2 separate regions of the Homo sapiens genome follow, and region 2 is linked to region 1. Evidence: chromatin loops called from intact Hi-C (ENCODE). Cell type or tissue: OCI-LY7. All regions are shown on one strand. Links, peaks and the distances in the headings refer to the core of each region. The heading gives the core; the rest is flanking DNA. Region 1 holds the start of LOC124904530 (a long non-coding RNA gene). Region 2 has its middle 25 kb from the start of ITPKB.

Region 1 (15,756 bases), core at 5,145-13,144:
AAAAACAGGTATTAAAGGACTAAGAATTGGGAGGACCCATAACATCCAATTAGAGAGTGCCCAAGGGGGTTCAGCATAATTATTTGCTTGGTTGGCAAGTTTTTGGGCTCTATCCTTGAAATACAGTCATGTGGTTCAGGACTTGTGTTGGGTGCTAAGTGAGAAGCCGGGTTGAAATCGGGCCCATGGGTAATAGTTACTGTTGGAGTTTCAACAAAGAGTGAATAGAGCTGGAGGAGTCGAGCGGCAGGTAATAAGTGTGAAAGATGTGAGGAGGATATTAATGCTTGAAGGTTGTGAGACCTGTAAAGGCTAAGTGGAGCATAGCCTGTGATTTTGAAGGCCTCTAGAAGTATTAAAGCAGTGGCTGCCACCACACACAGACATGAGGGCCAGCCCAGAACTGTGAGGTCAAGTTGTTTTGATAGAAAGGCAACAGGTCGTGGGCCTGGCTCCTGTGTGAGGATTCCAGCAGCACAGGCTTGTATTTCAGCTGTGTGTAAGGAAAAAGGATGGGACAAGTCGGGGAATGCTAGTGTGGGAGCTGTCTCCAGGGCCTTTTTGAGAGAGCGAAAGGAAGAATAGGGAAAAAACTTAGGGTCTATGGGATCAGTTCAGTTACTCTTTGTGAGCTTGTAAAGTGGTTTGGTTAGGATAGCAAAGCCTGGTATCCAGAGTTGGAAATACCAAAAAATGCCTAAGAAGGAAAGGAGTTGTTGTTTGGTGGTGGGGATTGGGGTCTGGGAGATTAACTGAACACAGTCTGCAGGAATGGCACATGTATGTTGATGGAGGATTATACCAAGATAGGTAACGCTAGGGGAAGAAATTTGTGCCTTGGAGGGGGATACTCAGTACCCCTTTGAGTAGAGATGTAGAAGAAGCAGGATAGTGTCCTGCTGGGAAAATTGGTAAGAGGGGCTGCAAAGAAGAGGATCATCAAACTATTGAATAAGGTGGGAGGCAGACGGGCGAAAAGAAAGCAGATCATGAGAAAGGGCCTGGCCAAAGTAGTGTGGGCTGTCCCTGAAGCCTTGGGGCAGAACAGTCCAGGTGAGTTGTTGGGATTGGTGGGTGTCAGGGTCAGTCTAAGTAAAGGCGGAAAGAGGCTGGGAGGAGGGATGCAAGAGGATAGTAAAGAAGGTGTCTTTGAGGTCGATAACAGAATACTGAGTTGTGAAAGGGGGTATTGAAGATAGGAGGGTTTGGCACTATAGGATGGATGGGAAGGACGATTTGATTAATAAAGTGAAGATCCTGAAACAACCTGTATGACTTGTCTGGTTTCTGGACTGGTAGGATAGGGGAGTTGTAAGGAGAATTTGTAGGCTTTAAGAGGCCATGTTGTAACAGGCGGGTGATTACAGGCTTCAACCCTTTTAAAGCATGCTGTGGGATGGGATATTGGCATTGAGCAGGGTAAGGGTGATTAAGTTTTAATGGGATGGTAAGGGGTGCATGATTGGTCACCAAGGAGGGAGTAGAGGTATCCCATACTTGTGGATTAAGGTAGGGAGACACAAGGGGAGGATGCGAAGGAGGCTTTGAACTGGGGAAAAGGGTGACAATGAGGTGTGGCTGTAGCCCAGGAATAGTCAGGGAAGCAGATAATTTCGTTAAAATGCCTCGACCTAATAAGGGAGCTGGGCAGGTAGGGATAACAAAAAGGAGTGCATAAAAGAATGTTGTCTAAGTTGGCACCAGAGTTGGGGAGTTTTAAGAGGTTTAGAAGCCTGGCCGTCAATACCCACAACAGTTATGGAGGCAAGGGAAACAGGCCCTTGAAAAGAAGGTAACGTGGAGTGGGTAGCCTCCGTATCGATTAAGAAGGGGACGGGCTTACGCTCCACTGTAAGAGTTACCTGAAGTGTCTGTGATGGTGCAGGAGGCTTCCAAGGCGATCGGGCAGCGTCAGTCTTCAGCCACTAAGCCAAGAAAATCTGGGAAGGAGTCAGTCAGAGAGCCTTGGGCCAGAGTTCCAGGGGCTCTGGGAGTGGCTGCCAGGTGAATTGGACAGTCCTATTTCCAGTGGGGCCTGCACAGATGGGACATGGCTTAGGAGGAATCCCCGGCTGCAGGCATTCTTTGGCCCAGCGGCCAGATTTCCAGCACTTGAAGCAAGATCCTGGGGCAGGAGGTCCTGGAGGAACGCCTGGCCATTGTGGTTTAGGCGTTTTGAAGTTCTTGTGTGCTGGAGATGTGGCTGGAGTTTCTCTCACAGCAGAGACAAGTAATTGCAACTCAGAAATATGTTGCTGCTTGGCTGCCTCTTCTCTATTATTGTACACCTTGAAGGCGAGGTTAATTAAGTCCTGTTATGGGGTTTGAGGGCCGGAATCTAATTTTTGCAGCTTTTTCTAATATCGGGAGCAGATTGGGTAATAAAATGCATATTGAGAATAAGACAGCCTTCTGGCCCCTCTGGGTCTAGGGCAGTAAAACATCTGAGGGTTGTTGCCAAATGGGCCATTAACTGTGCTGAGTTTTTATATTTGATGAAAAAGAGCCTAAACGCTAACTGATTTAGGAGAGGTCGGATAAAGAAAATGGAGCATTAACCTTGACTACGTCTTCAGCTCCAGCCATCTCTCTAAGAGGAAATTGTTGGGCAGGTGGGGGAGGGCTAGTCGTGGAACAAAACTGTAAGTCAGACTGGGTGTGAGGAGGGGAGGTGACAGAAGGATTATAGGGTGGGGGAGTGGAGGCTGAGGAAGAATTGGGACCTGGCTTGGCCTGGCGAGGAGCAGCCTCGGGAGGAGGGGAGAGGTCAGATGGGTCCATAGAAAAGGATTCAGAGGACTCAGAGCTTGGGGTGGAGACTGAAGGAACAGACAAGAGAGAGAAAGAAGAAAGATTTGGGATGAGTTGCATTGAGAGCAGAGACTAGGGAGGGACCGATGTGTAAAGAATCCCTGGACGTCAGGCACCTCAGACCACTTGCCCATTTTACGACAAAAATTATCTAGATCTCGTAGGATGGAGAAATTGAAAGTGTTGTTTTCCGGCCACTTGGAACTATTTTTGAGTTTGTATTGGGGCCAAGCGGTATTACAGAAGAAAATAGGACATTTAGGTTTTAGGTCAGGTGTTAGTCAAAGGGGTTTTAGGTTTTTAAGAAAACAGGCTAAGGGAGAAGAAGGGGGAATGGAGGGTGGAAGGTTGCCCATAGTGAAGGAGGTAAGTTTAAAGAGGAAGGTAGAGACATGGAGAAGTGGTGGGGGAGGTGGGGGATGAGCAGCCCTGGGCTGTAATGTGGGTGAGCAGCCAAAGCAGGCGTCCCCATAATTGACCTGCCACCAAGTGAGTGTGGGTGAATGATCAAGGCAGGCGTCCCCACGGAGATCAGACACCAATGGAATGTGGGTGAATGATCAAGGCAGGCGTCCCCATGGAGATCAGACACCAAGGGAAGACTGTCTTCCCAAATCCGTGACTGACGTTGGAGTTTTTGAGTTCACAGATAAAATGTGTCTCCTTTGTCTCTACTACAGAGGAAAAAGAACTGGAATTGGAAGGATAGGGAGATTGAAGGGTAGCAAGAGAGGCTGGAGAAGAGAGTGAAGAGACCACTTAGCTGATTTGAAATTGGCAAGATATTCCTTGGGCTGGTCTGAGGACCCAAGGTCATATGTGGATCTCCTCACGGAGTGAGGGTGAGGATAGGGGGCCGGTCTCCCAAAGGAGTCCCCCGTCCCAGGTTTCGGCACCAAATGTTACACTTGTCTGTGTGAAGAGACCACCAAGCAGGCTTTGTGTGAGCAACAAGGCTGTTTATTTTCACTTGGGTGCAAGTGGGCTGAGTCCAAAAAGAGAGTCAGCAAAGGGAGATAGGGGTGGGGCAGGTTTATAGGATTTGGGTAGGTAGTGGAAAATTGCAGTTAAAGGGGATTTTCTCTTGCAGGCAGGGGCAGGGGTCACAAGGTGCTTGGTGGGGAGCCCCTGAGACTCACTGTCCAGGAGAAGGAATGTCACAAGGTCAATTGATCAGTTAGAGTGGGACAGGAACAAATCATAATGGTGGAATGTCATCAGTTAAGGCAGGAACTGGCTATTTCACTTCTTTTGTGGTTCTTTAGTTGTTTCAGGCCATCTGGATGTATACGTGCAGGTCACAGGGGTTATGATGGCTTAGCTTGGGCTCAGAGACCTGACAGTCATAAACCCATAAATGTAAATATAATGTTTCCCTGAGTTCTGTGAGCTGCTCCAGCAAATTAGTGGAACCTGAAGATGGAGCCATGGGAACCTCAGTTTATAGCTTAATTTAGAGCTGTTCATTGAAGGACAGGTTAAAGAACTTGGGGCTTCCAATTGGCTTTGAAAGTCGGGGGGCAGTCATGGAGACTGATCCCTCACCCTGCAGGATCTGACACTCAGGTGGATAATGTCAGAATTGAATTGGAGAATACCCAGTTGGAGGACCAAGTGGAGGTCCACTGCAGAATTGATTGTTCGCTCGAGGTGTGGGGAAAATCCTCCCCACAGCTGGTGTCAGAAGTGTGTTATGAGGCTATAATGGGAGAAACTGAGTTTATTTCTATATTCTCAGAGTTGGTTGAACTAGGACCCCTTACCCCTGATGTAATTTTCCACCCACCCAGCCTCACCTTGCTCTTTGCCTGTAGAGTCCCAGTTGCTTATGCTGTATTCTGAATTGAGCCCACTTCTATACTGAGGACCTGTTTCCCCTACTGCAATGGTCCTGAATGAAGTCTCCTCTTACCATGTTAACTACCACCCGGCTCTGGCATTTCCTTGACAGCAGCACTGCCTGTGGAGGTTGCTCTGAGGGGGCTCCTCTGGTTTGGACATAGGGTTCCTGCCAGGCTGTCATTACGGCGGCCTCCCTAGTTCATGGCCCCGCTGCCCCTGAGCTAGGGGTTTGTGATTGGGACCACGCAAGGCACTGGACACTAGACGTGAACGTCGCTCACAGGTTTCCCTGCTGCTGGAAAGTGAAAAACAAACGATGTCAAGCCTGTGTCTCCATTTCCACATTCTTTTTTTCCAAATTTGTTGTCCTCTCCTGCCTGTACCTGATGGTTTCAAGGATGAGTGGTGGTGACACTGTTTTTAGGGGTGGAAAGAACACACATTTATCTCATTCGTAGCTTCTTTCACCACAATTTCCAAGCCTAAAAAAAAAAACAACAACACTTTAGGCCGGGCACAGGGCTCACACCTGTAATTCCAGAACTTTGGGGAGGCTGAGGCAGGCGAATCACCTGAGGTCAGGAGTTCAAGACTAGTCTGACCAATGGTGAAACTCCATCTCTACCAAGAAATACAAAAATTAGCCGAGCATGGTGGCACGTGACTGTAATCCCAGCTACTCGGGAGGCTTAGGCAGGAGGATTGCTTGAACCCGGGAGGCAGAGGCTGCAGTGAGCAGTGGAGTGGAGGTTGCACTCCGGCCTGGGAGACAGAGTGGGACCCTGTCTCAAAACAACAACAACAAAATAACCACATTCCTGCCTGGATGATTCAGAACAGGAACAGTGATTCACCTGGATCCTAGGGGAGGGCTGAGTTCCCTCCTTCTTTGAACCATCTTCCTTCTGTCCCAACTTTCTCCTCTAGGCCCCCAGTAATAATCCCTTCAGAACAAAGGTCCTAAAATGTTTATTTGCCTTTGCTTTCCTCTTTCTGCCTGTGCCATCCTCCCTGACTTTGTCTGATAAGCATTCTTTCTTGTGTACTTTTATTTAAAATTGTTTTTGAAATTCCAAATGATTTCATGTTAATATAAAATACTTAAAAATATATATCCCCAAATGACTATAACTCCTATTGATGACATTTCTAAATGCGCAGTACTCTCTGGTTATTAAATTACAGTCCCTTTCTAGCCTATCTGTCCCTCCGCCTTTTGTTTTTTACTTTATTTATTTTAAAATTTTAATTGTGATAAAATACACATAAAATTTACTATCATAACCATTTTAAGTGTACAGTTTTAATAGTATTAAGGAAATTTACATTATTGTGCAGCCATCACCACCATCCATCTCTAGAACTTTTTAAAGAAAATTATTAAACATTTTTTTTTTTTGAGACAGGGTTTTGCTCTTGTTGCCCAGACTAGAATGCGATGGTGCAATCTCAGCTCACCGCAACCTCCGCCTCCCGGGTTCAAGCAATTCTCCTGCCTCAGCCTCCCAAGTAGCTGGGATTACAGGCATGCGCCACCACTCCCTGCTAATTTTTTGTATTTTTAGTAGCGACAAGGTTTCTCCATGTTGGTCAGGCTGGTCTCGAACTCCTGATCTCAGGTAATCTGCCTGCCTCAGCCTCCCAAAGTGCTGAGATTACAGGTGTGAGCCACCACGCCCAGACAAATTATTAAACTTTTTAAAGAGCAGTTTAGTGTCACAACTTTTAAAGGAACAGTTTTAGGTTCACAGAAAAATTGAGAGCAGAGTACAGAGTTCCCATGTGCCCACTATCCCCACAGGTGCACAGATCCCCTGCTTGACATCTTCCACCAGAGTGCTGCACTCGTTATGATCAGTGAACCTACACTGACACATCATTATCACTCAAAGTTCTCCAGAACCTTTCATCTTGCATAACTGAAACTCCATCCCCATTGAACAATAACTCCCATTCTCTTCCCCCCAGCCCCTGGCAGCCATCATTCTGCTGTCTGTCTCTATGATTTTCATGACTAGGTATGTCATATAAGTGGGCTCACACAGTATTTATCTTTTTGTGTCTGACCTAAATTACTTAGTGTAATGTGTTCTCAAGGTTCATCTGTGTTGTAGGATTTGTCAGAATTTCCATCCTTTTTTTTTTTCTTTTTGAGACAGAGTCTTGCTCTGTTGCCCAGACTGGAGTACAGTGACACAATCTTGGCTCACCACAGCCTCCACCTCCCAGATTCAAGCGATTATCCTGCCTCATGTCACCATGCCCGGCTAATTTTTGTATTTTGAGTAGAGACGGGCTTTCACCATGTTAGGCAGGCTGGTCTTGAACTCCTGACCTCATGATCCATTCACCTTGGCCTCCCAAAGTGTTGGGATTACAGATGTGAGTCACCGTGCCAGCAGAATTTCCATCTTTTTTTTTTTTTTGAGACAGAGTTTTGCTCTTGTCGCCCAGGCTGGAGTGCAATGGCATGATCTCGGCTCACCGTAACCTCCGCCTCCCAGATTCAAGCGATTCTCCTGCCTCAGCCTCCTGAGTAGCTGGGATTACAGGCGCCGCCACCATGCCCAGCTAAATTTTTGTATTTTTAGTAGAGACAAGGTTTCACTATGTTGGCCAGGCTGGTCTCGAACTCCTGACCTCAGGGATCCACCCACCTCAGCCTCCCAAAGTGCTGGGATTACAGGCATGAGCCACCATGCCCGGCTCAATTTCCATCCTTTTAAAGGGCAAATCATATTCCTTTGTGGGTATACACCACATTTTGGTGATCTGTTGTTCTGTTGAGGGACATTTGTGTTGCCCCCACCTTTTGGCTATTCGGAATGATGCTGCTATGAACAAAGGTGTGCAGCTATCTCTTTGAGACTGTGCTTTCAATTTTTGTAGTTACACACTCAGAAGTGGAATTGGGGCCGGGCGCAGTGGCTCACGCCTGTAATCCCAGTGCTTTGGGAGGCCGAGGCAGGCGGATCACATGAGGTCAGGAGTTTGAGACCAGCCTTGCCAACATGGTGAAACCCCGTCTCTACTAAAATACAAAAATTAGCCGGGCGTGGTGGCAGGTGCCTGTAATCCCAGCTACTCAGGAGGCTGAAGCAGGGGAATCGTTTGAACCTGGTAGGCAGAGGTTGCAGTGAGCCAAGATTGTGCCACTGCACTCCAGCCTGGGCAACAAAGCGAGACTCCGTCTCAAAAAAAAAAAAAAAAGAAAAAGAAGTGGAATTGCCGAATTGAATGGTCATTCCATTTTTAATTTTTTGAGGAACTGACATACTGCTTTCCACAGCAGCTGTACCATTCTACGTTTCCATTAACAGAGGACAAGAGTTCCAATTTCTCCATCCTCACCAACACTTATTTTCTTTCTTTCTTTAGTTTTTTAATAGTCACCATCCGCATGGGTGTGAGGTGGTATACACTTTTGCTTTTTAGCTTTTATTAAAAGCCTGGTGTCTTTCGGCCACAATCCTTTTCTTCAAAGCCTAACTGGGCACTTCAGTGTTCAGCTGTATATTTCCTTTCTCGAAATATGTACAGTAGGAGTATGTTTTCTCTCTGACTTAGGGAAAACTGAGTTGATGTCTTCAGGTGGGGGAACAATTAGCCAGCAGAGACATCTGCCCCCTCAGAGAGTGCCTGGAATGATTCAGCCAAATTTTCTGACTTGCAAGGGGTCCTTTTCTGCTATTAAGGCTCCTGAGCACCCATCCCAAAGTTGTATGTTCCCCCAGAGAACAGCTTTCCCAGATGGAATCTTGGTGCAGCTGTCGGAGGTGCTTGGGTACCCTTCCAGGTTATATGTTATGTGCATGTGAATTTAGTGATAGGAACCTTGGTCTCACTGAGAAGTAATGAAAAGGGTCTAAAGTCTGTGATGCTAGGCCAGGGGCAGTGGCTCACGCCTGTAATCTCAGCACTTTGGAAGGCCAAGGAGGGTGGATCACCTGAGGTCAAGAGTTTGAGACCAGCCTGGCCAACATGGTGAAATCCTATCTCTAATAAAAATACAAAAATTAGCCGGGCATGGTGGTGCGTGCCTGTAATCCCAGCTACTGGGGAGGCTGAGGCAGGAGAATCACTTGAACCCAGTAGGCAGAGGTTGCAGTGAGCTGAGATCACGCCATTGCACTCCAGCCTGGGCGACAGAGCAAGACCCCATCTCAGAAAATAAATAAATAAGTAAATAAGTAAAGAAATAAAAGTCGGCCAGGCGCGGTGGCTGACGCCTGTAATCTCAGCACTTTGGGAGGCCGAGGCGGGTGGATCACGAGGTCAGGAATTCAAGAGCAGCCTGGCCAAGATGGTGAAACTCCGTCTCTACAAAAAATACAAAAATTAGCTGGGCATGGTGGCAGGCGCCTGTAATTCCAGCTACTCAGGAGGCTGAGGCAGAGAATTGCTTGAACCCGGGAGGCGGAGGTTGCAGTGAGCTGAGATCGTGCCACTGCACTCCAGACTGGGTGGCAGATCAAGACTCTGTCTCAAAAATAAATAAATAAATAAATATAAAAATCTGTGGTTATAGAAGGTAATCATTATTACAACATTATACATTACAGCAATGTATCCTACAATTACGTTGAAGTTCGTAAAACACAAGTGGCACAATTTTTCCTTTTGGAGCCTCAGTCAGGGGTCTTGAGGCGGTGTCCCCAGGGGCACACCCTTTGGTTTCCGCCTCGGAGTGCTCAGCCCCAGCCCAGTGCCTCTGACCGGAGACCAGGGCCGCGAAGCAGCTTGTCTCCCGCTAGAGGGCGCTGGGCTCCTTGGTTCAGATCGTCTTCGGGACTCCAGGGAGGCCTCTGGCTCTCTTCCGGTTTGACTGGGCCTCCCGGGCTCTATTTTTAGGCCTCTGTGTTGGCCTTGGGCGTTCAGACCTGGAGACCCCGCTGAATCAGGGAATAGCGTAGTCTCTCACAGGATATGAGTGGTGACCCCTCAGGAGTCAGGGTCCCTGTGAGGGTGGGGTCACCGTTCACAGAGCACCCAAGGACCACGCAGGGGAGGTGGAGGGGGGGAAGAAGGCCTTTTTCTCACGTTTCGAGATTCGTTCTCACATTCGTTCTCAGACTTTGTTCTCACATTCTTTTTCAAAAGGAAAATAAAATTTTAAAAGAAAAATGCTAGGGACCAAAGAAAAACGTATTCATCTACCTTGACTTCTCCTATGGTACTTCCTGAAAAGTTGAAAATTGTGTGGGAGGCGCAGGAAGCCATCCCTTCTGCTTCCTCACTTGCTGGTGCGACCTCCTCGCAGCGTTTGGGCTCTGCAAGCTTTCAGCGGCACCAGTTCTGAGAGCAGGCGCCCAGGCCCCACCCTCAGCGCTTCCCACTCCATAGAGCCGGGTGTGGCCCAAGAATCTGCCTTTTTTGGCAAACACCTCTTTGGAGTCTCAGGCGGGTAATCCTCAAACCACACTTTGAGGCACTTTCCACGGGGCTCATGTCCTCTGATGCTGTTTGCTTACTTCTTACAGTTCTCACAGAAATTTTACACTCCCAGTAGGAAGCCTCCATGCAGGAATTCCACACGTTTTAGTATTTTAGACTACCGGTTCCTTCTCCTCTGTGCGAGTCCCCAGGCAGGCCCTATCCTGAGTTCTGAAACGTGGTGGTGTCTTCAGCAACCCCTCAGTTCTAACCCCTGCTTCCTCAGTTCTAACCCCTGCTCCCCATTCCCGACCCTCAGCCTCCTACTTCTGATGCTCCGGGGCTGCCCTGAGCCTGGCAGCCTTCTAAATTTCTTTCATTTATTGCACTGAGCTCTTGGAAGAAATCTTCCCTCCTGCGATAGAAGCCCTTAAGTAAGAGTCTGGCTTTCCGTCTCTTTCCCTAGTATCAGGGTCTCACTCAACTCCAACTCCAGACTCACAAACGCACACATGCTGTGTAGCTGCAACAACTGTGACTGTTCCCCAGGCATACTCCGGCAGCTAGACAACAGCTAATGTTCAGGTTTGTGCAGTGCGTCCTGCTTTGATGGTGCTGGGTAAAAGCTGAGGTCACCGGGCCTGGCGGCTCATGCCTGTAAATCCCAGCATTTTGGGAGCCCGAGGCGGGAGGATCGCTTGAGCCCAGGAGTATGAGACCAGCCTGAGCAACATAGGGAGACCCCATCTCTACAAAATAAATAAATAATGTAGCTACGCATGGTGGTGCGGGCCTGCAGATCCAGCTATTCAGGAGGCTGAGCTGGGAGAATTGCTTGAGCCCAGGAGGTTGAGGCTGCAGTGAGATGTGATTGCACCACTGCACTCCAGCCTGGGCGACAGAGGGAAACCCTGTGTCAAAAAAAAAGCTGAGGTCAACGGATTTAGGAATCAGTCATTACCCCACCCATGTCTGAGACAGCTGGGAATAGAACATATTGAGCAAAAATCCACTTTGGAGGCCGGGCGCAGTGTCTCACGCCTGTAATCCCAGCACTTTGGGAGGGTGAGGCGGGTGGATCACGAGGTCAGGAGTTCAAGACCAGCCTGGCCAAGATGGTGAAACCCTGTCTCTACTAAAAATACAAAAATTAGCCAGGCACGGTGGCGGGCGCCTGTAATCCCAGCTACTTGGGAGACTGAGGCAGGAGAATCACTTGAACCCGGGAGGCGGAAGTTGCAGTGAGCCGAGACCGCACCATTGCACTCCAGCCTCGGCGACAGAGCGAGACTCCATCTCAAAACAACAACAACAACAACCACAACAAAATCCACTTTGGAGAATTTGATGCAGAGATGACAGGTAATTGGGAGAGGGGCTCCTGGCACCTCTGAGACTGACACAGATGGTATCTTTAAGACACACAGCTGGACAAACTACTGCCTCTTCAGCGTGTATGAGAATGCCGGCAGAAGCAGACATCTAATTTCCTCCACTTCCCAGCTTTGATCACCTTCTTGCTCAATTTGCATGCTAATTACTAAGTCTCTGGTTAGCAGCCCCTAGCTATCTGCCCTAGGTCTGCTGTCAAGCTCTCACATCAATTCTGTCACCAGTTTGACTCAACTATCAGGGTCAGCCTCTTGGAAGGGCTACTCCCGAGCCTACAGTCTGAGAGGCCACCCCACCCGCCCCCATTCAAGTATCAACTCCCCAGTGCCAATGGCAGCCATCAAAGAGAGCTGTCTGTCAGCACAGAGAGGTCTGGGGTTGTAGGAAGGGGGCTCACAAGTTGGCCTGGCCCTAAAGAAGGTAGGTACCAGGGCCCAGGTTTCAGACCTTGGTCTTGCATGCCGAGAAACTCTATTTTGTCCATGGCTCTGTGGTGCGGGGACTCAAGAAGCTCACAAGAGAATGATGCATAAAGCCATCACTTAAAATGAGAAATAAGATCAGATATTTGTGTCCGCATGACCAACCAAACAGGCAGGGGCAGGGCGCCGGGGGCTTTCCTTGGTGGTCATGGGTCAGAACAAGTATGGCAAGAGGTAGATTCCAGTGGAAATGGCACGGCTCTCTGCCTGCATTCAGTCAGCCAATACTCAGCTGGAATCTTCCCCATGGCTACACCAGTTATTAATGACTGGCATCTGTTCAAATTTGTCAGTGTCTTTGCCACATCAGACCAACTGTTGTAATATCAGTTACATATTATTGCCATCACCTTTAACAATAGGTGCACATACACCTGCTGGAAGAGTTGGTTTTTAGTAGGCTGACAGCATTGTCTCTCCCCTAGACTGACTACACAATTCCTTAGGTGAAGTCCTGATTAGATAAGTAAGCAACAAGAGGAAGGGGCCCCAGGTGGGGAAGAACAATGAACAATCATTCTGAGAAACACAAATCAGAATCACAAACAATGGCCTGTTCTGGGGGCACAATGTCCTCATTCAGCACATAGCCCCCTCCAGCACGGCCCTGTAAAATTTCCCTCCAGGCCCCCACCTCTTGGCAGACAGACGCTTCTCTGCTGTGCTGCCCATTGCAACGTTGCAAGGTATTTTCATACTTCCTCTTATAATCCGCCTTTCTTTACCTACAACTGTCTTGGTAAATTCCTTTACCACCTGCGACCATGGCCCCAGCTAGTCGTACCCGTGCCATATTACACTTTAAGAGGTTCTATTCATTGGTTAGCTACCAGCACCTAGCACATAGTAGATGCTCTATGGCACAAATCAGCGTTCATGATGTTGAGCTCAACCGACTGCTAATGCCTGGATGGACTCTGCCAGTTTGCCTCCATGCTTCCCTTTTCCGAGCCTCCATGGTTGACTACTCTCAAAACTGTGACATTCTTTCCTTGCATCTGCCAGACTCAGGTGACCTTGCTGGCTCAACAATGAATATTTTACTGAGCACTTATTATATGCCAGGCTTTGGGGATATGGCAGTGGATAAAATAGTCACAGTTCCTGCCTGCTAAAGTCTCACATCTGAGGATGGAGTTAGGCATTAAACACAGGAGATGAGGAATGTGGATGGAGAAGGATCCAGGCTGTGGGAGCACGTGGGAGACGGATGGGGTAGTCTCCTGGAGGAAGTGATGTTTCAGCTGAAGTATCAGTGAGTTGGGGGAAGGGAAAGGGGACAGGGGAGGTGAGAAGATGAGTAATTCGGGCACAGCAAACAGCCTTTACAAAGACTCACATATGGGAAAGAGTAAGTTGGGTTGGCACAGCAGGAACGGAAGAGGTGGGCCAGAGATGAGATGAGGATTGGGAGCATGGTGGCCAGGGGAACGCACCTTGTAGACCTCTAACTCTGGGCAGCAAAATTGACCAGGGGCTCCTGCCACTCACACCAAAGCCAGGCTTCCCCTAGGGACAGAAATCCTTTGTCGCTAGCTTTGGCTCAAGGATTCCATGGTGGTTTGCTGAACTTTCCTTAGACTTCAGGGTCGGCAGACTACGTCTACCCTCCACTCTCACCTTCCCCTTCCTGTGGGGCCAGACTCACATCACACTGGATGGGTCTCCCAGACTCCTGCAGCTCCCTTCCACATTTCTGTCACAATTTCCCCAGAAAAAACCCTTGCATGCAGGCGTGGTGGCACACACCTGTAGTCCCAGCTACTGAGGAGGCTAAGGCAGGAGAATCACTTGAACCCAGGAGGCAGAGGTTGCAGTGAGCCGAGATTGCGCCACTGTACTCTGTGTCTGCTTCTGGGAGGATCTGAACTAACACAGGAGGCTTTACCCTAATGGTACTGTAAAGCCATTGAAGAGCTTTAAATGAGGAAGTGACATGATTAGATTAAAGCTCAGTCTGGCTGCTGGGTAGAGAATTTGACAGAGGGGACCAAAAGTAGGGGCGGGAAGGCCCATTTGGAGGCTGTTACAGTGATCCAGGTGAGACGGCTTGGAGTAGGGTGTGGGAGAGGAGATTTTAAGCTGTGGTTGAATATGGGAGATACTTAGGAAGAAAAGATGGCACTTGGTGTTGGATTGAATGTGGAGTGTGAGGGAGGAATTGAGGATGATTCTAGGATCCTGGCTCATGGTACAAGAGGGAAAAAGCTAGAGTTTGGGAGTTGTATCCAGCTCTGCTTAGGGAAAAATGCAGAATCTGGCCTGTAGAAAGGTGAGTTCTGTTGTCAGTCAGGATGGCTCACTGTCTTCCCTGCTACCTGGGTGAAACACCCCTTGGCAACACCCACCGCCAAGTTCATGTTCATGTTCATGTTCACCGAACAGCATTCTGATTGTTCATTTGGCCACACAGGTGTTCAAACACCAGGCAGACCCTTCTGGAAAGGAATAGTGCCTGATAAAAAGGAATAAATGAATTCATTGGAATTCCAGTTTATCCGACAATGTCGCCGGTATCTAGTGGTTCCAAGCTAACATCTCCAAGTCTGAGATACTGGCAAGGATGAAGCCCAGACTCTGGTAAACTCACCAGAGGAACTCTGGTCTCAGGGCCTTTGTGTAGACAGCCAGCTGGCCTTCCTTAGAGACACACCAGGGCAGGCTGAATAATGACCCCGAATATGTCCACACCCTGAATCTCTGGAACCTGTGACCATGTTACCATATAGGGGACTGTGCAGGTGTGATTGAGTCAAAGACCTTGAGGTGAGGGGGCTCATCCTGAATTATCTGGGTGGGGCCAATGTAATCTCAAGGGTCCTTATAAGAGGGAGGCAGGAGGATCTGAGAGAGTAATAGGAGATGTGATGACTGAAACAAGAGGGGCCATGCAAGGAAGGGGCCAGGAGCCAAGGAATGCAGAAGGCCCCAAGGAGATGAAAAGACAAGGAAACATTCTCCTAGAACCTCCAGAAGGAATGCCAGCTTGCCCACACCTTGGATTTGGCCTAGCAAAACTGATTTTAAAATTCTGACCTCCAGAACTACAAGAGAATAAATTTGTGCTGTTTTAAGCTACTGAGTTTGTGATAAGTTGTTACATCAGCAGTAGGAAGCCAGTACACTCCAGCTGCACCATCTCACCTTTTTAAAAGACAAGTAGCAGATTAAATATATATATCCCTATTATATTGTATATTATATATAATATATATATGCCTATTTTTTGGCCACAGTAACTAAAATGAGGGAGCCATGTAGAATAAGCATGTGTCATATTTGCGTATGCTTAATATCTTTTGAATAAATTCCTTTCCTATTTTTAGGCACTTCCAGGCCATGCTGCGTTTCCCAGTATCTCTTGCAGCTAGGACACAAACACTTGACCTGGGCCTCCCCACCATCATATGCACCTTAGTGAGAAGGCCCCTGGAGGATTCCTCTCCCAGGGGCTCTGTGGAGCAGTCACTGAGATCTCAGGGGCAGCAGGGGCAGAGGTCCTGGCTGTGGTGTCCCATCTCAGTATCTAAAGTGTGCACCTGCACTCAGCAGTGGTGGGAGGATGATCTGGGTATTGTTCCAGGCTGTAGAGCCTTCAGGCCTGATTTGCTGGCCTTTCTGGAAATCCTGTGAGCCACACAGTATCCTTCTATGAATCTGTTTGCTACTTAATCTTGTACTGTGGATTCTTTCATTTGCCACTAAGAACTCTGACTGATACATACCTTATGGCAAGGTTGTCAGTGTTAGTGCTGGAAGGTGAAGCATTTTGCTTTTCCAGACAGCCAGAATCATTCAGCAAGATCAGGAAATGGAAGCCAAAGTGCACATTAGTTTGTAATTACAGCTGCAGAGC
Region 2 (15,756 bases), core at 4,705-12,704, 65 kb after region 1:
TGATTCTTCGGGGAAGGAGAAAACAATGGAGGGTGAGGGGGACATCTGTCACTTCCCAGTACCCAGCATCACAGCCCTGCCTTCTTCACATAGAATCCATCTTTCTTATGGGGGATCTATTCCATGGAGTCAGGTAGGACTGATCCCAGAGGAGGGCAGGTGGTCCAAGGTTGGCCATGAGGGTATTCTGTCTTCCTGCTGACAGTCACGGGCTCAGGGATGTGCATGGGGCACATGCTGGGGCAATCCAAAAGCTCCTGGGGACTTTCACCAAACCTATTAGAGAAGCGTTCACTCTCTCTTTGTCTGGGATCATGAGACTTAAGGATAACACACATCTGGAGCTCCCAGTGTGACTAACTTTAGCTTTAGGTGGAGGAAAACTAAATCTAAGTCAGAGGAGAAACTGGAGAGAGAGAGAGAGAGAGAGAGAGAGAGGCCATGACACTCTGAACCTCTGGGTCCTCTTGTGCCTGAAGCTACAACCACTCCCAGTTACATGAATCAATAAAGTACCCCTTTGCCCACTGTATTAGATTTTTGGCATTTGCAACCATCAGCCTTGGCTAATACAGAAAGTTTTTTTAAAGAAGATAGGACATGTGAGCTAGAGTTTGAAGAACATGCTCACCAGTCAAAAAAGTTCTATATTAATCTTTGGGATTCAGGAACAAATCATAGTTCCCAGGATTTTTTGGGATGTCTCAAAACTTATAAATTGTTCTGTATTTTTATAATACTATTATGCTGGGTGCAGTGGCTCATGCCTGTAATCCCAGCACTTTGGGAGGCTGAGGTGGGGGAGTTCAAGACCAGCCTGGGCAACATAGTGAGACTTTGTCTCTACTAAAAGTCAAAAAATTAGCCAAGTGTAGTGATGTGAACCCGTAGTCCCAGCTACTCAGGAGGCTGAGGTGGGAGGATCACTTGAGCCCAGGAGATCCAGGCTGCAGTGAGCTATGATTTCATCACTATGATTTCTTCAGCCTGGGCGACAGTGCAAGATCCTGTCTCAAAACAAAACAAAACAAAAAAAACCCCACCGATTTACATGTTTTTAAATGATAACAGAGTGACCATAATAAGAAATAATGAGGTTGGGCTTGGTGGCTCACGCCTATAATCCCAGCACTTTGGGAGGCCAAGGTGGGCAGATCACCTGAGGTTAGGAATTTGAGACCAGCCTAGCCAACATGGTGAAACCCTGTCTCTTGTAAAAATACAAAAAAATTAGCCGGGTGGGGTGGCTGCGCACGTCTGTAATCCCAGCTACTTGGGAGACAGGCGGGAAGAATCGCTTGAACCTGGGAGGTGGAAGCTGCAGTGAGCAGAGATCGCGCAACTGCACTCCAGCCTGGGAAATGAGAGTAAAACTCCGTCTCAAAAAAAAAAAAAAAAAAAGAAACAGTGAATCATGTTCCTGTGTCAGGGTTATCATAAATGTTTCAAAAGTTTTCTGTTTCTATTTAAAATAATAATCATAATTGTTGTTATGAGAAAATGTATGGTACTTATAGATTATTTCAATAACATAAAAATAATCTCTACGTGATAAAGACATTTGATAACAGAAAACTAAAAGAGAAGATTAACACCAAATAAACAACAAATAAAAGTCATTAAAAGTTGAAAGACACTTTCACAAACACTAAAGCATTATTCTCAAAAGGAGACGTTTAAACACAGCATTAATTGCCCTACACGATAATCTTGATCTTTGTTTCATGGGGAATACTGTAGTGGGAGAAAAATGCCTTTCATTTTGTGTTGACACAGGTTGAATTAAGAGTACATGTCTGAAAGCATCTTCCAGCTGGGCATTAGGGTACAAGTTGCTTCCTCTAAGTTGGTTTTTTATTTAATGATGAAACTGTTTGTCTCCTTGCCCTGATTTTGGTTTTGTCCTGGAATCGATATAGGTTTTACTAGTTCCGACTTTAGACTGTTCCTGATTTCATGTCTGAGTGTCCCATGCCCACCTTATCTTCTCTTTAGGTTTCCTCCTTGCTGGGGTTGAGCTGGACACCCCGGGGGTTTAGCAAGACCCGTCCACTCCACGTCATGGGAAGGCCAGCATCCTTCAGCCCCAGCAGGCTCCTGGGGTCTCCAGGCAGCTGTCAGCTGCACAGCGCTTCTCATTGCTGGGCCTTCTGAGTCTTACCCTGTCCAGCCCTCCCCCAGAAGACCCCCACCTACAGTCCTGGGCTCCTCTTCTGGGCAGCTTCTCCTCTCCAGTTCCCTGCCCCCGCAAATTCCAGTGACTTCAGCAGCCTCCATCTTCTCTGAGCTCTTCCTTCCCAGCTCAGCGAGACCACATCTCTTCATCTCCTTACTGGGGTCCAGAGAGTGCCCCCAGGGGTGGTTGTGGGGTCACCTGTGGGTTTCCCGGCTCTCAAGGATCAGCCCTGTGTCCCTTGGGGTCTAATTCCTGGAAACAGTTGTATTGTCTATTTTGCCCACTTTTACAGTTCTTTAAAGCAGGTGAGTACCCATTGAATATCAGTCGCTGCCACATGGCCAGATATGAAAACTCATCTCTTATTTTTCATTAAAAAAATGTTGTGGGCCAGGCGCAGTGGCTCACACCTGTAATCCCAGCACTTTGGGAGGCCGAGGTGGGTGGATCACCAGAGGTCAGGAGTTAGAGACCAGCCTGGCCAACATGGTGAAACCCAGTCTCTACTAAAAAAAATACAAAAATTAGCCGGGTGTGATGGCGAGCACCTGTAATCCCAGTTACTTGGGAGGCTGAGGCCAGAGAATCGCTTGAACCTGAGAGGGAGGGTTTGCAATGAGCTAAGATGGCGCCACTGCACTCCAGCCTGGGTGACAGAGGGAGACTCTGTCTCAAAAAAAAAGAAAGAAAGAAAATGTTGTGATGATGAGGATATTGTTCAAGTTTATAACATGTATATTTTATTTTGAAGTCACAATTTCACTGTTTTCTCTCTTTAATGCCATAATTCTACATTTAAATGGATTCAGTATTCTAAGTCTTTCTACAGTGCTCTCTCCATTCTTGAGTTTTTCATGTGATTCATTCTCCTTACAGGTTAGATTTTAAAACAAGCAGGCTTTTTTCTCCCAAGAAGCACTCACGGGTGTTACATTCCTTGTCGTGTTTTCATGTTTGGGATTGTGCCTTGGCCTTTATACTGAAATGGCATCTTGTCTGGGTCTCATTTTCTCAGTCACATTTTTTTTTTTTTTTACAGACAATGTGCTATTGTCTTCCTTAATTATTCCCTAGTGATAAAAATATTTTTAAAAACGTTTAGGGTGGATGTAGTGGCTCATGCCTGTAATCCCAGCTGTTTGGGAGGTTGAGATGAGCAGATCTCTTGAGTCCAAGAGTTTGAGACCAGCCTAGGAAACATGGTGGGACCCCATCTCTGTATTAAAAAAAAAAAAAAGTTGGGTGTGATGGTGCACACCTCTGGTCCCAGCTACTAAGGAGGCTGAGGCAGGAGGATTCCTTGAACCTGGGAGGTGGAGGCTGTAGTGAGCGATGATTGAGCCAGTGCACTCCAGCCTGGGCAACAGAGTGAGACCCTGAATCAAAAGAAAAAAGTTTAGAATTTTGTTTCCTTTTTTCTTATGAAATACTGATACCTACAAAAAACATGTAGAACCAATATATTATACATTATCGAAATAAAATAAACGCAAGTTCGTTGCCCCCTTTAGAACTAGAACGTTGCCACTGCAGCTCCCTATGCTCCTGCCCAAGCCCTCTCCCACCCCAACCCTCAGAGAGAATCATTATCCTGGCTTCTTTGTAGAATTACCATTAATTTTTTCTTTTATCTTTTTTTCTTGAGACAGAGTCTCTCTCTGTCGCCCAGGCTGGAGTGCAGTGGCACAATCTCGGCTCACTGCAACCTCCACTTCCCAGGTTCAAGTGATTCTCCTGCCTCAGCCTCCAGAGTAGCTGGGATTACAGGCGCCCCCCAACCATGCCAGTCTAATTTTTTTGTATTTTTAGTACAGATGGGGTTTTGCCATGTTGGCCAGGCTGGTATTGAACTCCTGACCTCAGGTGATCCACCTACCTTGGCTTCCCAGATTGCTGGGATTACAGGTGTGAGTCACCATGCCCAGCCAATTTTTCGTAAATAATATGTGATTTAATTGTTAGATGTTTAATTATTTTTTATTGTTTTTAAACACGATAAATGCAGTATGTTCCTAAGATTCAGTCACCTTGATGTCTATAGCTGTAGTTCATTTATTTTCAGTGTAGTTGAGAATTTTAATTTTATGAATATACTGCAATGCATTTATCCATTCTCCTGTCAATTACAGCTCTTTCCAGTTTTTTCCTATCATGAGCAATGCTGTCATGAACATACCTCTGCTTGTCTCCTAGTATATGGAGCAATAAGTTTTGTAGGATATATATACACAGGTTAAATTGCTGGAGCTGTAGGATATGTGCATGGTCAGCTTTACAAGCTAATGCCAAGTATTTTTCTACAGTTGTTAAACAAATGTAACTCCCATCGCTGGGGCATGAGTTTACCTGGCTGCGCTTTGTCTTCACTGTATCCTGGTCTTGAATGTTGCTGTGAAGAAGGCTGAATCCTCCCTGGGTTTTGCACCCCTGGCAAGATTCACTTTTTCTATTAAGATACTTGAAAAATTTTTTATCACTAAAGTTCGCTAATTTAATTAGAGTACATTTTTTCTTGTTTTGTTTTTTGTTTCTTGTTTGGGACAGGGTCTCACTCTGTTGCCCAGGCTGGAGTGCAGTGGCATGATCATTGCTCACCTCAACCTCAATTTTCTGGGCTCAAGCAATCCTCCCACATCAGCCTCCGGAGTAGCTGGGTCCACAAGTTTGCACCACCACGCCTGGCTAGTTTTTGTATTTTTTGTAGAGATGGGATTTCACCACATTGCCCAGGCTGGTCTCAAATTCCTGGGCTCAAGCAATCTGCCCACCTTGGCCTTCCAAAGCACCAGAATTACAGGCTTGAGCCATCGTGCCCAGCCTAGAGTACACTTTAGTATTTAACATTCTGTATTACATTTTTCTTGGAATACAGTCTATTCCGTTTATTTGTATATTCAGTCCTTCATTTCATGGAAATTCCCTTGATTATACATTTGAATACATCTTTTGTTCCATGTGTTGGACTCTCTACTTAAGGGACACCAATTATCCTTATATTCAGTCACATTTTCCTCTCTTTCATACCCATTTCTTTATCATTTATATTCACTGTGATTGTCTTAAGCCTTTCCTCTACATCATAATTCAATTTTTAACAGTATTTTGTTTCTTATTTCTAGTTTATATTTTAACTCTATAATAATTCTGCCCTCTATTTGTTTCCCTATATCTGAAATCTCTCTTTTCATCTCATTTCAATTTTACTATCTCTTCTTTGAGTTCCTGTTTCACCTAATTCACTTTCTAATTAAGCAGTAGAGCGTGCAGAATTGGGAGGAATTGCCTTCATTGCTTGAGTCAGGTTTCCTCTCATTTGGGTTTCTGGTCATTTTCTTCATCCGTTGCCTTTTCCACCCTGCAGGATAGTTTTACAGTTGCTATGCTTTTTCTTTTCATTTGCTCGTGTTTGGGGAATTTCAGCCATTCATTTTATTTGTTCTGATAGCGTGTGGGTGACTTCTTGACGATCTTCCTCTTCTATTTGTTTTCTTCTCTTGATTTCATTGGGAGAGTTGAGGGAACCAGGTGGGGAGGGCAGGGAAGGCTCAGAGGGCAGAGTGTCAGGAGCTAGCATGTCTGGGCTCCGCTCTGCCCACTGCGAGATTTAGGAGATGTGTCGGGATCTACTCCTCCAGGCCAGGTAGTACACACCAGTCCCATGGAGGGTAGAACCTTAGGCTTTGCATCAGTGCTGAAATTCAGTTTGTAGCCCTGGAGTCTTCACTATGGTCAGAATCAGCCCAGTTGTTCACTTCCTCCAGTTTACCTATTTCTCCCCAACAGGTATTTCTGCTGCTTTATTTACTGTCAGAGAAGGAAATGGATAAATAAACCTTTGTGCTTGGCTTCTCTCGGCTTTGTGGGTATTCATGAGAATTGTCAGGACTCTGTTGGGTCTCCACTGCAGATTCAGGGGGCGTGGGAACCAGGTGAGGAGCCAAGTCCTGTCAGGCTTCTCCACTCTACCCCAGAATATTGCTTATTTTCATGGTTAACAATTTTCAAAGTTCATTGCTTCTTTGCTTATTTGATTGCTGTTGGTGAATTTCTCTTGTTTATTTTTACCTCTTTTTTTTTTTTTTAAGATGGAGTCTTGCTCTGTAGCCCACGCTGGAGTACAGTGGTGTGATCTTGGCTCACTGCAACCTCTGCCTCCCGGGTTCAAGCAATTCTCTTGCCTCAGCCTCCTGGGTAGCTGGGATTACAGGCTCATGCCACCATGCCCAGCTAATTTTTGTATTTTCAGTAGAGACAGGATTTCACCATGTTGGCCAGGCTGGCCACAAACTCCTGACCTCCAGTGATTCACCAGCCTTAGCCTCCCAAACTGTTGGGATTACAGGCATGAGCCACTGCACCCGGCCTTGTTTATTTTTACTTCTTTGGGCTATTTTTGAGGTATTGGCAGACCAAAACTCTGTATTGGTCCATTTTCACACTGCTATAAAGAACTACCTGAGACTGGGTAATTTATAAAGAAAAGAGGTTGAATTGACTCACAGTTCCACAGGCTGTACAGGAGGGATGGTTGGGGAAGTTTCAGGAAACATATAATCACGGCAGAAGGTGAAGGAGAAGCAAGTATGTCTTCACATGGCTGCAGGAGAGAGAGGGAGAGCAAAGTGGGAGGTGCTACACGCTTTCAAACAACCAGATCTCATGAGAACTCTATCATGAGACAGGACATGGGGGATGGTGATAAACCGTTAGAAACCACCCTCATGATCCGATCACCTCCACCACCAGGCCCCACCTCTGACACCGGAAATTATAATTCAACACAAGATTTGGGTGGGGACACAGAGCCAAACCATATCAAACTCTGTGAGAAAATTTCAAACTGCCATCTTAGGTAGGAAGTTCTTTATTTATTGTATGTTATCTGGCTACCTCACTAGAATGTAAATTTCATGAGGGCAGGGGTCTTGTTGGTTTGTTTTGTTCCTGTGTCTCTGGATGCTAAAACAGTACTTGGCATATTGCAGGTGCTCAATAAGTATGTGAAGGACAGATGAGTGGATGGATGAAGAAGCAAAGAAATTGATGAGGAGGCTTTCACCGTAGTTCAAGCAGGGATAGTGTGGGTCTAAGCAGTGGGGCAGCAGTGGAGAGGAAGTGGTGACTTTGAGGCACATTGGAAGTTGGAGTAGAATGGAGAGAGCTTGCTAACTCAGGTGGAGTGAGGAACAGTGAATAAGAAGGAAAGCCAGACTCTTAAGATAAACTGAAGATTCTGGGGTTTGTAGCTTGATGAACAGGTGTTGTGGTTAGGTCCTTCACTGAGAATCGAAACACCAAAGGGGCCAATCATACTGGGTTTAATTTGGACTTGCTGGCTTTGGTAACATTGGGCTGTCTTAAACACAAGGCTGATGTTCAGGAGAGAAGAGAGCTGGGCAGTTTGGGGAGGCATCAGCAAAGGTAGAGGCTGAAGCAGTGGAATTAGAAGAGTAGAGAAGACAAGAGAATGGGGCAGAGAAGTGAGGTACTGATCCATATTTAAAGTAGAAGAGGGGTCACAGGCAAAGAAATCTGGTTGCATGAGGCTCCAGGTCCCAGAAAATGTTTTTAGAAATAAATCAAAAAAAGATCTGCAGATGCATGTCGCATTTGTGCGCAATGTAACTTCTGTTTCACCTTATTCCCCATCCTGCCCTTACCCTCATTACTCCCCCATCAAATGTTTCTTTGCGAAGTTGCAAAAATAAAATGCAGATTTATATAATCTCAGTAAGCATAAAGACAACTGTCTTTAGCAGCGGGAATGGTTTACTTTTCTTTGCAGTCACTGAAATGCATGGGATGAGTCATGTGAAGTTCTGAAAATTCAGCAGAACCTACATAGGCATTTGAATAGCTCAACCAGTAGAGCCAAGGGGGATGGGGGCAGACAAGCACCAGCAGGAAATGCTGAGTGTCAGACAGTAGCCCGAAGGAAGAGCCTGGGAAGGTTACCCTCTGTGATGACGCAGGGTCTGGAAACAATGACATCAACATAAATCATGAGATTTGAGATGGCGTCTGCTCTCTTCTTGGTTAGGAGGGGAGATTGCAGGCTGGGGAAACATTCCATGATCTCCCTTGGTACCCCTGTTCCCCACCTGCACCCCTCTATCCAACATCCTTGGACTTATTGGGGGCTGGGGTGATGATTTCGTTCTGAATCTCCCAGTTCATTCTCTAAGGGCACACTGACCACCACAATCCCTAGGCATTGTCATAGGAATTAATTAAGAGCTTGCTTCAGTGGGTCATGCCTGCAATTCAGTGTTGTGGGAGGCCAAGATGGGAGGATCGCCTGAGGCCAGGAGTTTGATTCTAGCCTGGGCAACAGAGTGAGACCTTGTCTCTACAATTTATTTATTTATTTTTGAGACGGAGTCTTGCTCTCTTGCCAGGCTGGAGTGCAGTGGAGGCTGAGGCAGGAGAATCACTTGAACCCAGGAGGCAGAGGTTGCAGTGAGCCGAGATCATGCCACTGCACTCCAGCCAGGTGACAGAGCGGGACTCCATCTCAAAAAAAAAAAAAAAATTAGCTGGGTGTGGTGATACATGCCTATAATCTGAGCCATTCAGGAGGCTGAGACAGGAAGAGCACTTGAGCTAGGAGTTCAAGGTTGCAGTGAGCCATGATTGCACCACTGTACTCCAGCCTAGATGACAGAGTGAGATCCTGTCTCAAAAAAAGAAAAAAAGAAAGAACATTGGAGAATTTAGGTTGAAGTGGACTTGCCTTGGATTCCAAGGGGCTTTAGTGACTGAATTGCCGCATGCAGGTCTGAGCCAGAAAGGACTGCCCCCCTCAGGCAGACAGGAATTTGTGTTTTACAAATTTTCATCTTTCTTCAGTCAACTAGCTGAGACTTCAGAATAAGGTTTATTGCCAATTGTCACAAAAATAAAATTATAATCGCTAATAGCATGAATGGATAATTACTGCTAAATTAATACTAATTTTTACTGTAGCTGATAATAATTTTTTAATTATGTGCTTAGAATGCGCTGGGCACTAAAATAAACAAGTTATACCCATTATCTCATTTCCTGTTCATAATGATCCCCTGAAACACATATTACCACTTCTATTACTGAGTAAACACGTATATTCATTGATTCATTCAGTCAGTGGCTGGGGATGCAATGTGAAAGCAATAGATTTTGTTGATGTCCCACCCATATCCCTTCCCACAGCGTGGACTCATCTCCAATGGCCATGACCATTGGCTGCTACTGTTCACAGCTGCCTCTCTTCTCCAGAGAATTGCCCTTGGCCAAATGGTAGCTGCTTCACATGGGAGGGTACTCTCCCTGCCCCACCTAGGGATATTCCGAAAAATAATGGAAAATGTCTGCAGCCCATAGCCAATGACTCACTGACACATAGAGGTACCGACTTGGCTCCCTTCTTGCCTCGAGGTGGGACAAACCCTGTGGTGTCGTCATGTTCTGGGACTCGGCTGAAGGGACTCGGCCCCATGGGACTCGGCTGAAGAAACCAGTCTCCAGCTAAGACGACAGCCTTTCCCTCACATCCTTCCCTTGTCCTATCTTCCCTCCCACACCCGTTTCTCTCCAGCATACCTTGTTCATAAATGAAGTGCTGCAGACCTTGTCTTACGTTCTGTTTCTTGTGAACTCCACCTACCACATTGGAATGAGTATAGACTTTAGTTCCAGGCAGACCTGAGTTCGAATATGTTGTGGCTGTGTGATCTTGAGTAAGTCAATTAACCTCTCTGAATTCTATTGTTCTGATCAATTTCTAAAAATGAAAATAATATAACTGAGTTTCATTCATTCCTTCCTTCTTTCAATAAACTTTAACATTAGCCTCTGTGCTAAGGATATAGAGACAAAAAAGGCGCAGTTTCTGCCTCCAGAGGTACAAGATTTTCTAAAGATTATAACTTCTCATTAGAGGGTGGTGAAAACAACTTTAGTGGATCCGACCAGCATTATGAAAAAAAAAATCTAAAGGAATGAAAAGAAAGTATCTGAGTGCCTCACACTTAATAAGAGTAAGTTCCATGAAGAATTGATTCGAATTTATGATCCTGTCTATGCATAGATAGAATCTATAGAGTATCTATGTCATATCTATCTCTATAGATACTTCATGGTAGACCTGAGGATATACTGAAAAATAATGTAAAATGGATCTCTTTCTGGCCATCAGATTAAAAAGGTTTGAAAGCTTCTTGTCTACAGAGTAAGAGCCAGTGAGAAAAGGGGAGATTTTATTCCAAAATTTGTTTTTAATAATGAGGAGCTTACACACATGCATTTTGTGTTTGTACACATCTAAGTAACCTCATAATAAAAAGTAATTTGTCAGTACTGGGAGGCACTTTCTCAAGAATACTTTTCCTTTAAAGGTGGAACAGTGAATTGCTTAACCTTGTGTTCTAGTTGTAAATCCACTCTCTTAATCATTTTTAAATGCTGTGGTATTCATTTCAGAATATTACTCAGCAAAATGAATCAGTGTAGAAGACGGTGTGTATAGTTCAATTTTTTGCTAAGTGTGTAGATTTATGCAGAGAAAAGAAGACTGGAAGTCTCTATGACAATATTAAGTGTTACCTCTGTGTAGCAGGATTATTGGTTTTCTTCTTGCCTTGCTTTGTTTTTAAGCTTTAAGCAATATATTAAAGTTTTCTGCAACATATTAAAGCAGAATATATTAAATATATTCAAAGAGAATTAAAAGGTAATGTGTGCTCTCTAGATGCTAAAGCTGTTACATATTACATCATTTAATCATCACAACAATCCTACCCCATAAGTACTACCATTCTCTCCATGTTTACAGATGAGGAACTGAGACTTTAAGAGATTAAGTAGGCTAGGCACGGTGGCTCACGCCTGTAATTCCAGCACTTTGGGAGGCCGAGGCGGGTGGATCACCTGAAATCGGGAGTTCGAGGCCAGCCTGACCAACAGGGAGAAACCCCGTCTCTACTAAAAATACAAAACTAGCTAGCTGGGCATGGTGGCGCATGCCTGTAATCCCAGCTACTAGGGAAGCTGAGGCAGGAGAATTGCTTGAACCCGGGAGGTGGAGGTTGCAGTGAGCCGAGATCACACCGTTGCACTCCAGCCTGAGCAACAAGAGTGAAACTTCATCTCAAAAAAAAAAAAGATTGAGTAAATTGCCCAATGTCATAGAGCTATGAAGTAGAACAACTATGAATCAAATGTTGTGGAGACGTGCACTGACCACACTATTACAAATTATAAGCTTTTTCCTAACCTGCCCTTAATCTCCCTGTACAGGGAATTACCATTGCTTTTCTTTTTCTACATCAACATCTCTTATCACTTTCTAACATACTATATAATTTACGTATTTATTATACTTATTCTTTTTTTGTATCCCTGAAATCACTGAGCTTCAAATTATGTTTATTATTTACTACACTCTTCCCCATCTAGAATGTAAACTTCAAGTGGACAGATTTTGAGCTGGGCACAGTGGTATACACCTATAATCTCAGCTACTCGAGAGGCTGATGGGTGAGGATCCCTTGAGCCCGGGAGTTTGAGACCAGCCTGGGCAATATAGTGTCTTTTTAAAAAAACACAGAATTTAAATCTATTTTGTTCACGGATATATTCCTAGATGCTGAGATACAGGCCTGGCACATGCCTGACATTCATTTAAATAAATATTTGTTGAATGAATGCTTCATACCAAAGTTAATGATCTGAACTACTACAATGACCTGCATCCTAGTGTATAATAAATATGAACGCTTTTCAAAGGTGGCCCCAGGATAACCGATGAGCATGGATCAGGGCTGTGGTGACAGATGCCTGTGGGTCCATGAAGATGACGTGGGTTGTGAGAAAGAGCAGGTTCTGGACTCTTCCATCTCTTCCTCCAGCTCCCAGCCCACCCACACTGGTTCTTCTACCTGGCTCCTTTTGCTGCAGGGAGCTGCCCAAGGTGTCCCTGACTATACCCCTGATGATGATAGCAATGAGCAGACGGGGGCTCTGCGGGAGTGGTGCAGCCATAGCAGGATGCTGGGCATTGGGGTTCAAAGAGTTCAAAGGCGTGAAGAGCTGTCCCAGAGAGGTGACCCTGAGAGACATCATTTATTGAGAGTTTACTCCAAGCCAAGCATAGGGCTACATGGGCTTCATATGTGTTGTTTCCGATCCTTACAACAACACATCAAAGTGGGTATTATTGTCTCCGTTGTGCGGATGAGCAATCTAAGGATGAGAGAAGTTAAGTGCTTTGCCCAAAGTTACACAGAAGCCAAAACTACAGCTGAGCCAGGATTTGAAACCAGGCATCCCTGACTTCAAAGTCCTTATGCTTTTATACCATCCAACATTGAGAATATTGCTGTCTCGTAACATCTTAACTTGCCACAATTTAACACATATTAGGAGCTCAATAAATATGTCTTTTAAGAATGAACAGATGGATGGATGGATGGGTGGGTAGACGAGTGGTTTATGTAGCTGTCCCTTGAACTATAGCACTCTTTGTTGACTTTTCATCCATTTCGAGGAATATTTGGCTCTGTATATGTGAAAGAATACAATTTTTCTTTTTCTTCTTTCTTTCTTTTTTTTTTTTTTTTTTTTTGAGATGGAATTTCGCTCTTATTGCCCAGGCTGGAGTGCAATGGTGCAATCTCAGCTCACTGCAATCTCTGCCCCCTGGGTTCAAGCGATTCTCCTGCCTCAGCCTCCGAGGTAGCTGGGATTATAGGCGCCCACCACCACGCCCGGCTAATTTTTTGTATTTTTAGTAGAGATGGGGTTTCACCATGTTGGCCAGGTTGGTCTCGAACTCCAGACCTCAGGTGATCCACCCTCCTCGGCCTCCCAAAGTGCTGATATTACAGGCATGAGCCACCACGCCTGGCCAGAGTACAATTTTTCTAAACAAAGGAACACTTCATCAAACTAAATATTATCAATAACAATTATTTAAGCAACAACATAAGTACTTCATGAAATCAAGCTATTCTTTCAAGTAATCTTTAATTGCTCATTATAGGCATTTAGAAAACATGAATTGATTGTATTTATTGTTTATAATCAAAGGAGAAAAGGGGGACTATTTTCTCTGCTAGCAGTGAAGGAGTCACAGATAGTTATGGTAAAAGGACTTTCATAATCACCTTTCTAATGCCCTCATTTTATAGGTGAGTTGTTTGATCCCAGTGAGAAATGCATATGTTTAGGTGGTTGTTTAATGATTACTGTTTTGTGTTTTTTTTTTTTTTTGAGCCGGAGTCTTGCTCTGTCACCCAGGCTGGAGTGCAGTAGCGCAACCTCTGCTCACTGCAAACTTCACCTCCCGGGTTCAAGCAATTCTGCCTCAGCCTCTGGAGTAGCTGGGACTTACAGGCATGTGACACCACACCCAGCTAATTTTTGTATTTTTGGTAGAGACAGGGTTTCACCATGTTGGCCAGGTTGGTCTTGAGCTCCTGACCTCAAGTGATCCACCTGCCTTGGCCTCCCAAAGTGCTGATATTATAGGTGTGAGCCACCGCAACCCGGCCTATTCCATTTTTTTTTTTGATGCAGGGTTTTGCTATGTTGGCTAGGCTGGTCTCAAACTTCTGAGCTCAAGCAATCCTCCTACCTCAGCCTCCTGAGTAGCTGGGACTATAGGTGCATGCCACCATGCCTGGCTTATTTCATCTTTTACTATAGGCAAAACTTTATTTCTCTATAAATGGTTCTTATTTAACTTACATAAACTTTCCATACCTCAGTTTCATTGCATTTAAAGTGAGAACAGTAATATTACCTACCTCATGGCTTAGCTGTGATAATTAAATGATCAATACATGTAAATGACATATGTAAAGTGTTCAGAACAGTACCCGGCACCTCATAAGCACTTATCTATCGTTATAATTATTATTAATTAATAGCAAGAAATTGGGGGATTGTGTAAATCAACTTACGGCTTAATAATGAAATTGACCTCACTCTTCTTTCTAATCTATGTTTATTTTACTATGTAATGATAACTTTTAAACAGCATTCTGGTTAGAATTACAGTTTTCTTGTTTTGCCCAAACATACACACAATGTGTATGTACAGGCATATCTTGGAGATATCATGGGTTTGTTTCCAGACCACTGCAATAAAATGAGTCACATGAGTATTTTGGCTTCCCAGTGCATATAAAAATTATGTTTACATGGCTGAGTGCAGTGGCTCATGCCTGTAATCCCAGCACTTTGGGAGGCGAGGCAGGCAGATCACCTGGTCAGGAGTTCAAAACCAGCTTGGCCAACATGGTGAAACCCTGTCTGTACTAAAAATACAAAAATTAGCCAGGCGTGGTGGTGCACGCCTGTAATCCCAGCTACTCAGAAGGCTGAGACAGGAGAATCACTTGAACCCAGGAGCCGGAGGTTGCAGTGAGCTGAGATCTCGCCACTGCACTCCAGCCTGGGTGACAGTGAGACTCTGTCTCCAAAAAAAAAAAAAAAGTTATGTTTACACTGTCCTGTAGTCTATAGTTTATTAAGTGTGAAATAGCATTATGTCTAAAACATGTACATACCTTAATTTAAAAATACTTTATTGCTAAAAAGCGCTAACAATCATCTGAGCCTTCAGCAAGTCATAATCTTTTAGCTGGTGGAGGGTTTGCTTCAATGTTGATAGTTGCTGACTGATCAGGATGATTGTTGCTGAAGGTTAGGGTGGCTGTGGCAATTTCTCGAAATAAGACAATAGTGAAGTTTGCTGCATTGATTGACTGTTCCTTTCACAAAAGATATATCTACAGCACGCAATGCTGTTTGATAGCGTTTTACCCACAGTACAAGTTTTTTTTCAAGAATGAAGTCAATCCTCTCAAACCCTGCTGCAACTTTATCAACTAAGTTTAGGTAATATTCTAAAGCCTTTATTGTCATTTCAACAATGTTCACAGCATCTTCACCAGGAATAGATTCCATCTCAAGAAACCACTTTCTTTGCTCATCCATAAGAAGCAACTCCTCATCCATTCAAGTTTTTCGATCTTGAGATAGCAGCAATCCAGGCCCATCTTCAGGCTCCGTTTCTAACTGCAATTCTCTTGTTATTTCTACTACATCTTCAGGCACTTCCTCCACTGAAGTCTTGAACCCCTCAGTTATCCATGAGGGTTGGAATCAACTTCTTCCAAACTTCTCTTTACATTGATATTTTGATTCCTTCCATAAATCATGAATGTCCTTAATGACATTTAGAATAATGAATCCTTTCCAGAATGTTTTCAATCTATTTTGCCAAGATCCATCAGAAAAATCACTACCCATGGCAGCTATTGCCTTACAAAATGTATGTCTTAAATAATAAGACTTAGAAGTCAAAATTACTCCTTGATCCATGGGCTGCAGAATGAATATTGTGTTAGCAGGCATGAAAACAATGTTAATCTCCTCGTTCATCTCCATTAGAGTTCTTGGGTGACCAGGTACATTGTCAATTAGCAGTAATATTTTGAAAGGAATCTTTTTTTCTGAGCAGTAGGTCCCAACAGCGGGCTTAAAATATTCAGTAAACCAGCTGGGCGTGGTGGCTCACGCCTGTAATCCCACCA

Evidence for each region. Hi-C counts contacts between places; a loop is a spot of excess contacts. Peaks named below come from ENCODE experiments on the same cell type or tissue, not always from the same donor. Only the 100,000 strongest peaks of a DNase experiment are listed, where the experiment ranks them.
Region 2: it touches region 1 in a loop (2.6-fold over the local background); 10 of 110 quality-filtered maps call a loop at or near these places.

The regions. Positions count from the first base shown.
Region 1 is chr1:226,821,900-226,837,655 of GRCh38, reverse strand. LOC124904530 (a long non-coding RNA gene) reads right to left here and starts at 9,956. Exons shown (of 2, transcript XR_007066909.1): 1 at 9,811-9,956; 2 at 3,750-5,135. RefSeq lists enhancers at 9,274-9,568, 12,408-12,547. In OCI-LY7, for the core only: CTCF peaks have their summits at 9,203 and 9,403 (motif pointing right); DNase peaks (open chromatin) are centred at 9,405 and 12,635; H3K4me3 peaks cover 589 bases; H3K27ac peaks cover 718 bases.
Region 2 is chr1:226,756,398-226,772,153 of GRCh38, reverse strand. No RefSeq gene overlaps it. Among named protein-coding and RNA genes, the nearest start is that of ITPKB, 25 kb to the right of the region's middle. In OCI-LY7, for the core only: a CTCF peak has its summit at 9,000 (motif pointing left); DNase peaks (open chromatin) are centred at 6,883, 7,453 and 8,063; H3K4me3 peaks cover 3,085 bases; H3K27ac peaks cover 3,812 bases.